2 separate regions of the Mus musculus genome follow, and region 1 is linked to region 2. A link is a contact called in ENCODE Hi-C or POLR2A ChIA-PET data. All regions are on one chromosome and are shown on one strand. The core of a region is the stretch at or near the end of the contact, and the rest is flanking DNA. Distances in the headings are between cores, read along the strand shown. Region 1 has its middle 13 kb from the start of Arc. Region 2 overlaps Adgrb1 (adhesion G protein-coupled receptor B1).

Region 1 (6,331 bases), core at 1,800-4,299, 71 kb after region 2:
GCTCCATTATATTGGCCTCTAGGCAAATCTGTGGGGCCTTATTGCTGACTGATGTGTGAGGGCCCAGCCTACTGTAGGCAATGCTGCCTCTCAGCATGTGGTCCTGAGTTGTGTTTAAAAAAAAAAATCAACTAAGCCTCAGAAGAAAGCCAGTAAGAAGCCTTTATCCATGGCCTCTGTGTTTCTGTCTCCGGGTTCCTGCCTTGACTTTCTGCACTGATGGACTCTTAAGCTGTAAAGGTAAAAGAAGCCCTTTGCTCTCCCAAGTTGCTTTTTGTCATGGTGTTTATCCTAGCACTAGAAAGCAAGCTAGACCAGGCCTGGTGGAGCACACCTTAAATCCCAGCACTTGGGAGGCAGAGGCAGGCAGATGTCTGAGGTTGAGGCCAGCCTGGTCTACAGTGTGAGTTCCAGGACAGGCACACCTACACAGAGAAACCCTGATCCTTTGGAAGAGCAGTCAGTGCTCTTCACCACTGGGCTCTCTCTTTAGTCCCAACTACAGTCTTAACCAGTCTTTGCAGACATAGCTTCTCTTCTGGAATTCTTGTCCATACTCCCAAGTAAGTAACTTTTGTCAGCTGTCTTCTGTCTGCTCCCCAGTATTTAGCACATGGTATGTGATTTATTGTTTTATGTTTAATATTTATATTTTATGTCTTAAAAAGTTAATGTGGATATGACTTACGATCAGTCCGAAGCTCATGAAACACTTGTCAGGTGGGCAGTGGTAGAGCATGCCTTTAATCACAGCACTAGGGAAACAGAAGCTGGCGGATCTCTGAGTTTGACGCCAGGCTAGTCTTCTGCTTGAGTTCCAGGACAGCCAAGGCTACAAAGAAACCTTGTCTCAAAATAAAATAAAAAGTAAAATAAAATAAAGAAGAAGAAAAAAGGAAGAGGAGGGAGGAGGAAAAGAGGAAACTAGACAAATATCCTTATTCCCAGGGACCATCAGACATAACGAGTCTCTGGAAAATCCCGTAAATAGGTGACAGCTACACTAAGGACAGTGCATGCCTCGAGCCTTAATTCTTAATTTAGCTGTATGAGGTGAGAGCTTTTAATCTCCAAAGACTGATCCCTTACTCTCCCTAGTCTCCAAAGAGAATAAAGAGGGGCAGACTGGAACTGGAAGTCGGCTGGACTGATTACGATGGAAGGAATGTCCCTCCTTTGGTGAGGTTGCTTGGGATACCAGACAATCATGACCATCACTGAATCCTCTTGACATTTTAAGTCAGGCACATGAACACTGAGGTCTTCAAATCCCAGGAGAATAACTAATACTGTGGTGGCTATGGTCACCTGACCATCGAGTGTGGGCCTCGAGAGACCAACGAGGCAGAGAATTCTGGACTATTCCCAGGACAGTGCTTGACAATACCCTCTCCACATGCTGTCCATCCATCCAGGCCTCGCCTTATGCCTTGCTCCTCATTTCTATAGCCCTGAACCTCTGAAGTTCTGCAGGGCCTGCCTCTGCCACTTGGCTCTGAGTTCTCTGTAGTTCACCATCTGGGTTCCTAACATCTTTCTTAACCCACTCGAGACTGTGTAGAACCTTCATAGGCTTAAAAGCCATCTTTGTAGGTTCATTCCTGCTTATGGCAAACCTCTGTTTCTCCAGGGTTAGGCTTTGCTACACCTGTAACCTTACTACCAATGGCTCTGTACTGCTGGCTGCAGGAATGGCAGTCATGTCTTTGTTTCAGAACTTAACATCCATCTTTCAACCATATCTTTGTTTCAAAAGGGTTGTTAATGCTGCCTTGTTATAACTACCTGTTACAACAACCTTGCAATCATGTTGTTTTGTTTCAGGAGGTCGTTATGGCTAACTTGTTCTGCTCCTGTAACCCTGTACCTGTTTTGCTCAACAAATCCCCTATTTGGAAACCTCCTACCCCTGAGCTATAAAAACCCTTTCTTCTGAATCACATCCAAGGCTGACCTCTTGAACCCTGCTTTGGGGAGAGGCAACCAGTGGACATGAATTTAAAAGTTTTGCTTGAATTAATTGCTTGCTTACTTGCTTGCTTTAATTTGCCCATGATAATTTGAGTCGGTAGTCTTTCTCTTCCCATCTTTGGGATTAGCAACTTCATCTCCATCAGCTCTCTTCCTCTGCCTCCAACAAGGCATCTTTAAACTCCTTAAACACTGCTTTAGGCTTTATAAAACCTTGTCACTGTGTAGCATGTGTACATGCATGTGTACATGTGTGTGTTTCACAGTCTGATGTATGACCTGGGAGTTAATGAGAATAAAAGAACCTGTTTGCTTTCACCAACCATCAAAGGAAACCAGGACTACTTGGCAAATTACAGTCAACAAAACAAACATAGCCTGAAAATTTACTCTTATTCAATAAATTCTACTTTGTTGACCAATATGTGTCCATCCATATTTCTGGCAGAAGAGGCTCATGATAAGAGCCTGTGGAACATTCCATCCGCCTAGAGCCACTCAGTACACCAGAACCCCAGGGAGTCTAGAAGAGAAGCCTGGACCTCATCCACTGAGGTTCACCCATGTTATTCCCAGCCCTTGTATTGCGCAGGAAAGCTCCCCTTTATGGCCCCAGCTCAGTTTCTGGATAAGGATGCCAGCAAAACCCCGCTCAGCACCACGGACAGAGCTGCACAGTGCGTTACCACCATGACATAGCATTTTTCTGTTAGCCAGGGTAGAAATGAGAATAGTGAAAGTAATTTTATAGCCCAGTATGTCCAAAATATCTCCCCATGTATGAAGTATTTCAGAGATTAACCAGATGAGTCCCGTGGCCAGTGAGAGCAGAGAAAAGAGGGACTGTCTGGGCTTATCTGCTGGCCTACCTGCCCTGGGGCTCTGTCTGAGGAGGTTGGGCTTGGCCCTGGGAACTCAGTTTGATGAGCTCAAGATTCTTAGGTAGAAGAAAGCTTCCTCGGAACAGTCTGTGGTCCCTGGAGCTGGCCAAGCTGGGGGAGGCAGGGGAAGGAAGATTGCAGCCTTAAAGCCCAGCCCTGAGGCTCTCCTTCAGCCTACACAGCTCTTTGGGACTCCAGGCTTGGAGCTTCCCAGCTCCCTGTGGGTGGAAGCAGTGACAGGCGTAGGCCGCTGTTAGCGGGAGAATTGCTCCAGGCATACACAAAGTGCTGGCTGTCCAGGTCCCCTACACTCACCTGTAGGTGGCCACAGACTGTAGGAGAGAGGGGAGGGGGCGAGAGCAAGCATTGTGAGATGGGGAACAACATAGAGCAGGAGGATCCACAGGAACCGTCCTTGCGGTCCCAAGTCAGGTCACATGCACCTCCCTCTGCTTTGCTGGTCCATTCCTGAGTTCAAGGTTAGTCGTAGGGCAGATAGTGCCGGAGCTGAAGTGTCTGTGACCAGGACCCAGGATGGTGAGGAGTGTCTGAGAGGGAGGGTGACAGTGAGGTCTTGTATCCTGGCTGGGGAATGATGCATGTTTTACAAGAGATTTCTAATTCCTCCTTCCAATGATTCCAATCACAGATCTCCCAGGGACCTTTCTTCAACCCAAATCTCCCAATCTATGTATAAATGCACACATGTGCACACACACACACACACACACACACACACACACACACACACCTGCCAGGGTCTGAAGCCTATCCAACAGGAATACTGTGGTTACTCTCGCTTGGTTCCCATAGCAATGCCTTAGAGGGTGGGGGAGGGGCAGAGGTGGAGACACAGAGAAGGTAAATAAAGAGCAACAGCTTCAAAACTGAGCAGCTGGGAGCAGCCAAGAGATCAGCTTCCATCACTGAGGCTGCAGTCTGATAAGCAGCTCTGTCCTGTCTCCTTCCTATTGCAGGCTCATGTGCCGCTCTTGCAGACCCAAACCCCCAGGTTCAGGGCATGTGACCAGTCTCTGGGATCCCAGCTGTGTCCTGGGGCTCACTCTAAATAGGACACAAGTGGTGTCCCTTGCTGTCCAGTATGCTCCAGAACAGCCATAGCCAGTGCTCTCTAACATCTCCCCAAGGCAGTCCACGAAGTGCTGTCCACATGCGCGATGCCTCTCTCTGACCTGTATGTCAGCCCAGCAGCAGCAGTCACAGGACCTGACACCATCATGGCCTTATTGACAGGTAAGGACACTGAGGGGCTTTGTGGCCACAGTGAAGAGGGAGAAGGGCCTGCTCTACTCTACTGAGGCTGAGGCAGAAATAATATTTGTCTCACAGTTCTATGGGCCAGAGATCATCCCTGGGTGTCACGGCTATTGTTTAGAATGTGCTGTGGATAGCCTTGGGCAGGCTCTAGGACTACCACAACTCAGGGCTCTCGGCATGCCTCTGGCCTTTGAAGGCAGCCACAGCAGTGAAGGCAGCCACAGCAGTGAGTCTTTGCTGGGATCGTTCTGACCATTGTCTGCCCTCCTCTCAGCTCTCCATCTGTCTCCCTCTGGTACCTTGTGAGGACACTAGACCCACCTTCATCTCAAGATCAACAACAAGGCTGTTTGTCGCTGCTGGGGTAAACTGACAAGAAGGTGATGACATTCAGAGTCTGCTCACCACAGGGCTGACTGGTGGACCAGAGGCCTTGCCAAGTGGAGGAAGGGCAGTGGTCACAGTGGCAAGGTCGTGTAACATAGATAACCATGACTGTGGGTTTGGCCGGTTGATCTGGCCCTCAGTGCAAAGGTAGGCTGTGACAGTGAGGGCTTGCCTGGGCTAGAAAGGTCTCCTGAAGGAAGAAGCCCACACCAAATCTGCAGAGATTTCAGGATTGGGCAGAGGACAGTAAAGCAAGGCATGTCGAGCACAGCCGCTGGCATTCCAGCCCAAGATCTCAGGCGCCAGTGGAAGAACCATTCCAGCTGCTTCCCAGAAGGGGCAATAGGCTCTAGAGCAAGGGAGACTGTGGCCCAACAACCTCACACAAGGCAGACATGAGGTCTTGTGGCCCCGAGCAGAAACTAGAGGCACAGGTAGGAGCTGGCTTCTGGCTAATTACTTCCCTCCTGTAGCTAGGAACCTTGCTTCATCTAGGGTCCTCCGCCCACCCATGCCTACAGGCAGCCCAAGGGAGACACAAAGAATCCCCAGCCCACACCCCATCTGCTCTTATAGGAAAGCCCTGTGCGGCAAGGGGTCTAGAGAGAGAGTAAATCCCAATGAGGCTGCTTCACAGGTTCTGGGTGTAATGAGAGCCACAAGGCTTCCCTTACCATGGATGGGACTCCAAGACATGCAAAGGTCTGGGTGAACCCCCCAGCCCCTTGTACCATTCCAGAATCAGTGCTTGGCTCCTAGAAACCAAGTCTATTTCCATGACTAGGGAAAGAAATGGGGACCAACCATCTCCAAAGCCTCCAACCTCCCTTGCCAGGAGGTGTCAAAACCTCTTGGGAGGCTCTGCTGGCCTGTATCAAGTGAGGGCAATGTGAACTGGACAGAATGGAGCCCCTGGGAGGAGGGAAAAGATAAAAATGGAAGAGGCTCTTGACCACTGTCACTGTCCCTGGCTCTGGCTCACAAGGGCACCATCTCCTCGTCCCCAGTTGCCCTGAGTGTTAAGAGAAAACTGGCATTTTCCAGAGGGACTGGACCAGGTGCCAGGGCCAAGCAGACAAGATAATTACAGGGGCTAACAGTGACTAAAAATAGATTCCTTTACAGCCATGCTCCTGGCAGGAAAGACAGCAGACTGCCTTAAGCCTGAGCCTTAACTGACTCTGAGTTCTAAAAGGAGGTTCACCTGTGGCCCAATCCACTTCTGGGAGCTGTTGGACAGGGAGAGTAGTGGTCTTGGGGCTGATTACAGAGCGTTCTGTCCTCAGACAACAACAAACAAATGCCAAGACAGAAGGAATGTCTACAGTGCAGCCCAGAAACCTTGTGGGGAAGCAGGTCTTCATGAAGAGATCCCCCATGGTCCCTGCCTGGCATCATCCTAGCAGAGACACATACCTTTGAGGAAGGGAGGAGATATTCACTCTGGTAGTTGTTGTCCTTAGGCAATAGCTCCCAGGCAAGACTTGCTCTTCCTTGGTACTTACACAGCCCACTATGGTCCTAACACATTATTACAGGGCCAGGGCTTAGCATGGGCTTGGAGTAGGGTATAGAACCAGCCACTGGGAGGACATACTCACCTGCCACCTGCCTCTGCCTCTTTAGAGCCGTGCCTCTGGAAAGAGGACCCATCAAAGTAAAGGCACAGTGTTGGTGAGACCCTGGGCAGACAGAGATGACCAGCACAAAGCAACTGGTGAGAACCAGGCAGGATTGGGGAGTGGGATGACCCCTTTGTGGAATGAAGGAGGTGTCTACACAATCTATGCGAGGGCAGAGAACCTGGGAGGCTG
Region 2 (6,424 bases), core at 1,010-3,509:
CCTCTAAGGGCTCTTGTGCTGCAGAAGTCCTGGAGGGCAGTGGGGTAGGGAGCTCACTAGAAGGGGCTGTTCTTTCAGCCTGGAAGTACCTCACTGTGTGCTTTCCAGCAGGGGGCGCCCTCACCTGACTTTCGGAATTGCTTTGTATGAGCGACTGTCTGTCTGGTTGGTTGTCTTGGGAGGCAGACAGAAACCCCTGTGGACCAGCCTCATTAGAAAAGACAAAGGAGCTTTAGCTGCCCATGTGCCCCCTGAACCTGGAGTGGATGTCGGGGCTGCTGTGGGTGGAGACCAGGGTGGCAGCAGTGCTGGCTGGCGTGAGCCTTTGCTGCTGCAGACCATCCTTACCCCTCTGATCCCCTTTTCCTATCTACTGTCTTTTCCGATGCTCCCCCACTAGTGCTGAACAAAGACATTGCAGCCTGCCGCACAGCAACTATCACAGGTACCTTCAAGCGACCATCACTGCCTGAAGAGGAGAAGATGAAGCTGGCCAAGGGCCCACCCCCCACCTTCAACAGCCTGCCAGCTAATGTGTCCAAGCTGCACCTGCACGGTTCACCCCGCTATCCTGGTGGGCCACTGCCTGACTTCCCTAATCACTCACTCACCCTCAAAAAGGACAAGGCCCCCAAGTCCTCTTTTATTGGCGATGGGGACATCTTTAAGAAACTGGACTCCGAGCTGAGCCGAGCCCAGGAGAAGGCTCTGGACACGAGCTACGTGATCCTGCCCACGGCCACGGCCACACTCCGGCCCAAACCCAAGGAGGAACCCAAATACAGCATCAACATTGACCAGATGCCCCAAACCCGCCTCATCCACCTTAGCATGGCACCTGATGCCAGCTTCCCTACCCGAAGCCCACCTGCCCGTGAGCCCCCAGGTGGTGCACCCCCTGAGGTGCCCCCTGTCCAGCCCCCACCACCGCCACCTCCACCACCCCCTCCACCCCAACAGCCCATACCCCCACCACCCACCCTGGAGCCTGCACCTCCCAGCCTGGGGGACACGGGGGAGCCTGCGGCCCACCCGGGACCCAGTTCAGGTGCTGGGGCCAAGAATGAGAACGTGGCCACCTTGTCAGTGAGCTCTCTGGAGGTGAGAATGGTTTAGAGTCTGCCAAGGCAGAGATGGGTGGAACCCCAGCCAAGGGCTGGTACTTCCCTGCCCTGTGGGCTCTGGGTATGTCAGAAGTGGGTAAGGCTAGCCCAGGGACAGGATCTTTTCACACAACAGTCTGTGGTTAGCCTAGTGCTTTGTATTCCCCCCGTACTTTATTCAGCCTTTAGGACAAGGGGCAGAGGCTAGGATGGCACCCTTAGGGAGCCCCTGCCCCACACTAGGATGTGCCACCATCTAGCCTTCTACCTGTTAGGTGCAGCCAGCACTGAGTTCACTGTTGGGGGTCCAACCATGTGACCTGTGTGGCCTGCCTGAGCTCGACACTGCAGAGGGAGAGCAAGGGCAAACAGGCCTGGAGCAGGGGTGGGAGTCCTCACTGCTCACAGAGACCCCATCCTTATTCCATCATTGTCAAGGGTTTCCCTTCAGTCTCAGCAGCCCCTCCAAACCCAGAGCTGGGGCTGGTCCCTAGGGAACAGGCAACCTGGGTACTTGGTGCACCCTCAGCATGTCCCCTGAAGGCAGGCTGGTGTCTCCCCAGTTGTTGGGCCAGAGGGCCTGGACTTGTGGTCTAGGAAGTTTTAGGGAACACATTGCCCATGCACACAACCCCTTTCTCCTGCAGCGGCGGAAATCACGGTATGCAGAACTGGACTTTGAGGTAAGTGCAGGGGCCTCTCTCTGACCAGAGAGGCTGGGTACTAGGGCCATTTCAGCAATGGGAATTGGAGAGGGGCTCAAGGCAGGGGCCAACAGCAGGTGGGACGAAGGGGTGGCTGTGGATGCCCATCCGGGCTCAGGACTCCTGGCCCCAACCCACAGAAGATCATGCACACACGGAAGCGACACCAAGACATGTTCCAGGACCTGAACCGGAAGCTGCAGCATGCGGCTGAGAAGGAGAAGGAGGTGCCAGGCGCAGACAGCAAGGTCAGAAGCACGGGCTCTGCTCCAGTCACATTCCCTGGGCTAGCTGTCCCTTCTCAGATGTGCAAAGGGCAGGGCAGGAGGATCCTGAGCCTGGCTCTGTCTGGCAGGTTCCAGAGTGTCCTTCCCCACAGCACTGACCCCATCATGGAAACTGCAGCTACTGCCTGGATTCGGGCTGTGGGATGCGTGGGTTGCTGTTCTCTCTGGGAATCCCTTCCTAAGAGCCCTTCTCTCTCTTCCTCCTCTGCTCCGACTACACCGCTGGCCTTGAGTAGCCAGAGAAGCAGCAGACTCCCAACAAGAGGGCCTGGGAGAGCCTCCGCAAGCCCCACGGGACGCCTGCCTGGGTAAAAAAGGAGCTGGAGCCACTGCCCCCGTCTCCACTGGAGCTGCGGAGCGTAGAGTGGGAGAAGGCGGGTGCCACCATCCCACTGGTTGGCCAGGACATCATTGACCTCCAGACCGAGGTCTGAGCGGGCGGGCCGTGGCCCCACACCGGGCCAGGAGGTGGGATGCTGCTCTGCCCGCTCCGCCATAGGACGGGCACAGACGCGCTCGCGGTGGCGGGCCGGGTCCAGCCCCGGCCTCAGGGCGCTCAGAGGCGGCCAGGCAGAGGGCCCGCGGTGCTGGGACCAGAGCCAGACACAGGACAGGAGGTGGCATGGCCGGCGGGCACAGGGATCCAGAGGCCAGATGGTGCCTCAGACTCAGCCCTCCTTGGGCAAGCCCGGGCAGGCAGGCAGGCGAGCTGCTGTGAACACGGACAGGCCTGGTGTGGCCAGCGTCCCCAGGATGCCCACTTCAGCCACCACTGCAGAGGACTGCCTGTGGCCCACCAGCCTGGCTCCGATTTTTAGACACCCCTACCCCTTGGGAAGCAGCCAGACCCCCCACTCCCTTCCAGGACCCTGGGCCCCTCTCAGACCCAGGCAGAGAGCATGGTCCTGACCCAGCCCCCCCGGGACAGGACTGAGATCACTCTGGAAAGAAGCGGGGTGGGGAATCTATTTTTTCTCTCCTTTTCTTTTCTTCAATAAAAAGAATTAAAAACCCAGCTTTGTAGTCTTTTTTTTTTTTCCTGAAGCAGCATGGTTCTATTTCAGTGGTAGGGAGGCAACTCCTGTCCTGTCCTGTCCTGTCCTGTCCTGTCCTGTCCTGTCCTGCCCTGGGTGCCTGCCCTCCATATGGTCCTCTGAGGCGGGACTTAATTTGACTCATTGGACCCCTGAGTCACCTGGGAAGGACAGAGTTAACAGGTAGCAATTGTAAAACAACTTGAAATAGTGAAAGAAAAGAAACAAAATATGGGTTGTAGCTGGGTTCTAGCAGCCCCCCTGGGCCCATCTTGAACAGGCCTGCCCTACTACTTTGTAAGGCCCAGTACTGGTTCCCTTTTTCCTGTCCCCAGACCATGGTGGTCCTATGGTCAGACTACCTAACAAATCAACCAGATGCCTGCAACCCCAGCTTCAGCATTCTTGCATTTCCCAGAGCTTCCAGCAGGGGGCAGCCTAAGCCACTCAAGGAGTCTGGTTGGGAAGCTAGGAGAGGAGGTCCCTCCTTTCCCAAACACTGGGACTGCACAAGCCTGGACCTCTGCAGGCAGAACCCTTTAGACCCCAGTATGAACTGGAATCCAGATGCAGACCATTGGCCCTGAGGGACACGTGAAGCCCACAGAACCCCAACAAAGTACTAAGAGCTAGAAAAGGAGTCCAGCCCCATATAGGTTCCTTTTATACCCTCACCCAAATCTTCTCCCTTCCTTCCTTCACTGTGTCTTTGACATGCCACCCCCTCCCCAGCATCCTTTTTCACAGCAGAGACAGGCTAGGGATAGTGCTTGTTGGTATAGTGACCACAGTGAGCTCAGGTAACTGTGATGGCCAGGCACACCCCTAGGTGCACACACACGGGTGGGTGAATGGTAAGTGAGGAGGGACAAGTCCATAGATGGCCAGAGAAGGGCATGCAGAGCCCAGGATAGACCCTAGCTAGCTACAGACTACAAACAACAAAGCAAACACCCCACCAATGCTTCGGTGAGATTTGGCAACAAAATAAGACCCAGCCTAGACCATGCCATGGCTAGTGTGAACCAAGTATGCACGGGTGCATATGTCCCGCAATGGAAGGCTTCTAAGCCTCGTCACAGCGCCTACCACAGGTCACGTGAAGAATCGCTATCATAATGCACCTGCAGTCTGTGCACAAAAGCTCTGCCTTCCAGGACTGGAGAGCTTCCTATGAGTTGAGTGGCCTCACCCCTGGCTATTACAAAATGAAAGAAGCTGAGAGGGTCTATTGGTACAGGTAGAGAAAGCCCTGGGGTCCCAGCACTCTGCCTATGCAGGCAGCATGTGAATGTGGGCCAGGTCTCGGTCTTGAGGGCTGAACCCTGCTCAGACTTACCACTGTCCTCATACTGTCTTCATGCAGTGACCAAGCATCCATAGCCAGCTCTGTAAGCTGCCTGTCCCTGTCTGTCCTCTCCACCTGCAACAACACACAAAGCAGCATAGAGTACCCTAGCCCCTCATACCGGCCATGTGAAGGGAGAGACTCAACTGCTGGAGTCAAAGCTCTGTAAAATGCAGTGTGTGTCTAGAGGCAGCTCTCCCTGCCAACCCCCACTGCAGGCCCTCCCTCTGGAGGGATATTTGTGCTAGGAGTCCTGGCTCCTCTTCCTCCTCCTAGAGAGACCCATAACGGAAATTGCTATCTACTTTTGGCACAGGAAGCTGGCCAGCAAAGGCTGTACTTCATCAGCACCCTGAGCCTTGCTCCAGTGGGCCCCACTCCAGCAGGCTCCATATACATTCCAAAGGGGAGTCCATACCGAGTGTCGCCTTGGCCCAGAACCCTTGTAGGGACAGGAGCCTTTCCATGGATTGCTGTCAGGTCTCTTTGCTCTGGCTCAGTGTTTTGGAGTACTGTTCTTCTAACACCTGGCAAGCAGGGTCATGATCCCATCTGTCTTCGTTAGGGTTTTACTTGCTATGAACAGACACCATGACCTGTCTTAGTCAGGGTTTCTATTCCTGCACAAACATCATGACCAAGAAGCAAGTTTGGGGAGGAAAGGGTTTATTCAGCTTATACTTCTATACTGCTGTTCATCACCAAAGGAAGTCAGGACAGGAACTCAATCAGATCAGGAAGCAGGAGCTGATGCAGAGGCCATGGAGGGATGTTACTTACTGGCTTGCTTCCCCTGACTTGCTCAGCTTGCTCTCTTATAGAACCCAAGACTACCAGCCCAGAGATGGTCCCACCCACACGGGACCCTCCCCACCTTGATCACCAACCTAGAAAATGCCCCACAGCCGGATCTCATAGAGGCACTTCCCCCACAGTTCTCTGTGATAACTCCAGCCTGTGTCAAGTTGACACGCAAAACCAGCCAGTACATGACCAAAACAACTTTTATAAGAACAACATTTAATTGGGGCTGGCTTACAGGTTCAGAGGTTCAGTTCATTATCATCAAGTCGAGAACACGGCAGCATCCAGGTAGGATGAGCTGAGAGTTCTACATCTTCATCTGAAGGTGGAATATTCCAGACAGCTAGGATGAGGGTCTTATAGCCCACACCCAGTGACACATCCACTCCAACAGGGCCAAACCTTCTAATAGCGCCACTCCCTGGGTGGAGCATATACAAACCATCACACTGTCTAGAGTGAAGAACCAGACTCAGGGTAACTAGAGGATGCTGCTGGTATGCTACAGGTCAGAAAGGGCTTTGCCTGCAATTCAGCTCTCCTGGCACCAGTTCCTGGATGCTCCCCCAATGAGCCTCTTTCCTAAGGGCACCAACACTATCCTTAGCTGCTGCTACCATCACAAGGCACTCTTTTCCTTTGGAGCCTCAGATGGCTGGGCCTCCAGAGAGATCTTCCTGGGTCTTCCTTGTGTGATTTGGCTGTCCTAGCCTCTCAGTACCCAGCTACCCTTTTTAGCAACCAGTCAGAAGTGAACCTGAGAGTACTCTCTGCCACCCTCTACCTGCCATCATTAGAACTACCTTGCCTTAGGAGATGTGGGACTTGGAATGATGGAGGTCACCATTGTGACTGGCACAGTGTTGGGGGCGGGTAACGTTGGTGGCAAAAGTTTGGTTTATAGACCTAGAACTGGAGATTTTACTGGTGATGAGCATGATAATGGTGATGGTGATAGTGATGATGGTGTTAGTGACTGTGATAGTAGTGATGGTGATAATGATGTAGTAAGGTTAACATAATAACGAAGGTTGTGCCACCATGGTAGTGGCGATGATGTCAGTGAGGTAATAGAGTAATGGTGAGGCTGGTGATGATGGTGGTGATGATGATGGTGACACTGGTAAGGCTGATAACAGCAATA

Evidence for each region. A loop is a pair of places that touch in the nucleus more often than their neighbours do. ChIA-PET counts read pairs that join two places held with the same protein, here RNA polymerase II (POLR2A).
Region 1: POLR2A ChIA-PET joins it to region 2 with 15 read pairs in embryonic stem cell. The contact joins two enhancer-like sites. A Hi-C loop is called at or near these places in 3 of 37 maps with a recorded cell type or tissue (T-helper 17 cell and left cerebral cortex). POLR2A ChIA-PET finds 5 or more read pairs at or near these places in 3 of 5 experiments (all embryonic stem cell).

What each region holds. Positions count from the first base shown.
Region 1 is chr15:74,656,521-74,662,851 of GRCm38, forward strand. No RefSeq gene overlaps it. Among named protein-coding and RNA genes, the nearest start is that of Arc, 13 kb to the right of the region's middle. Within about 2 kb of position 3,050, at least 1 of the 3 ENCODE cell types and tissues checked has a DNase peak (open chromatin) inside an H3K27ac peak, as active enhancers do; it is left cerebral cortex, where a contact is called at or near this core.
Region 2 is chr15:74,586,357-74,592,780 of GRCm38, forward strand. It overlaps Adgrb1 (adhesion G protein-coupled receptor B1), which reads left to right. Exons shown (of 31, transcript NM_174991.3): 28 at 401-1,101; 29 at 1,751-1,786; 30 at 1,948-2,055; 31 at 2,331-3,108. The coding sequence ends at 2,528. Among named protein-coding and RNA genes, the nearest start is that of Mroh4, 47 kb to the right of the region's middle. Within about 2 kb of position 2,260, at least 1 of the 3 ENCODE cell types and tissues checked has a DNase peak (open chromatin) inside an H3K27ac peak, as active enhancers do; it is left cerebral cortex, where a contact is called at or near this core.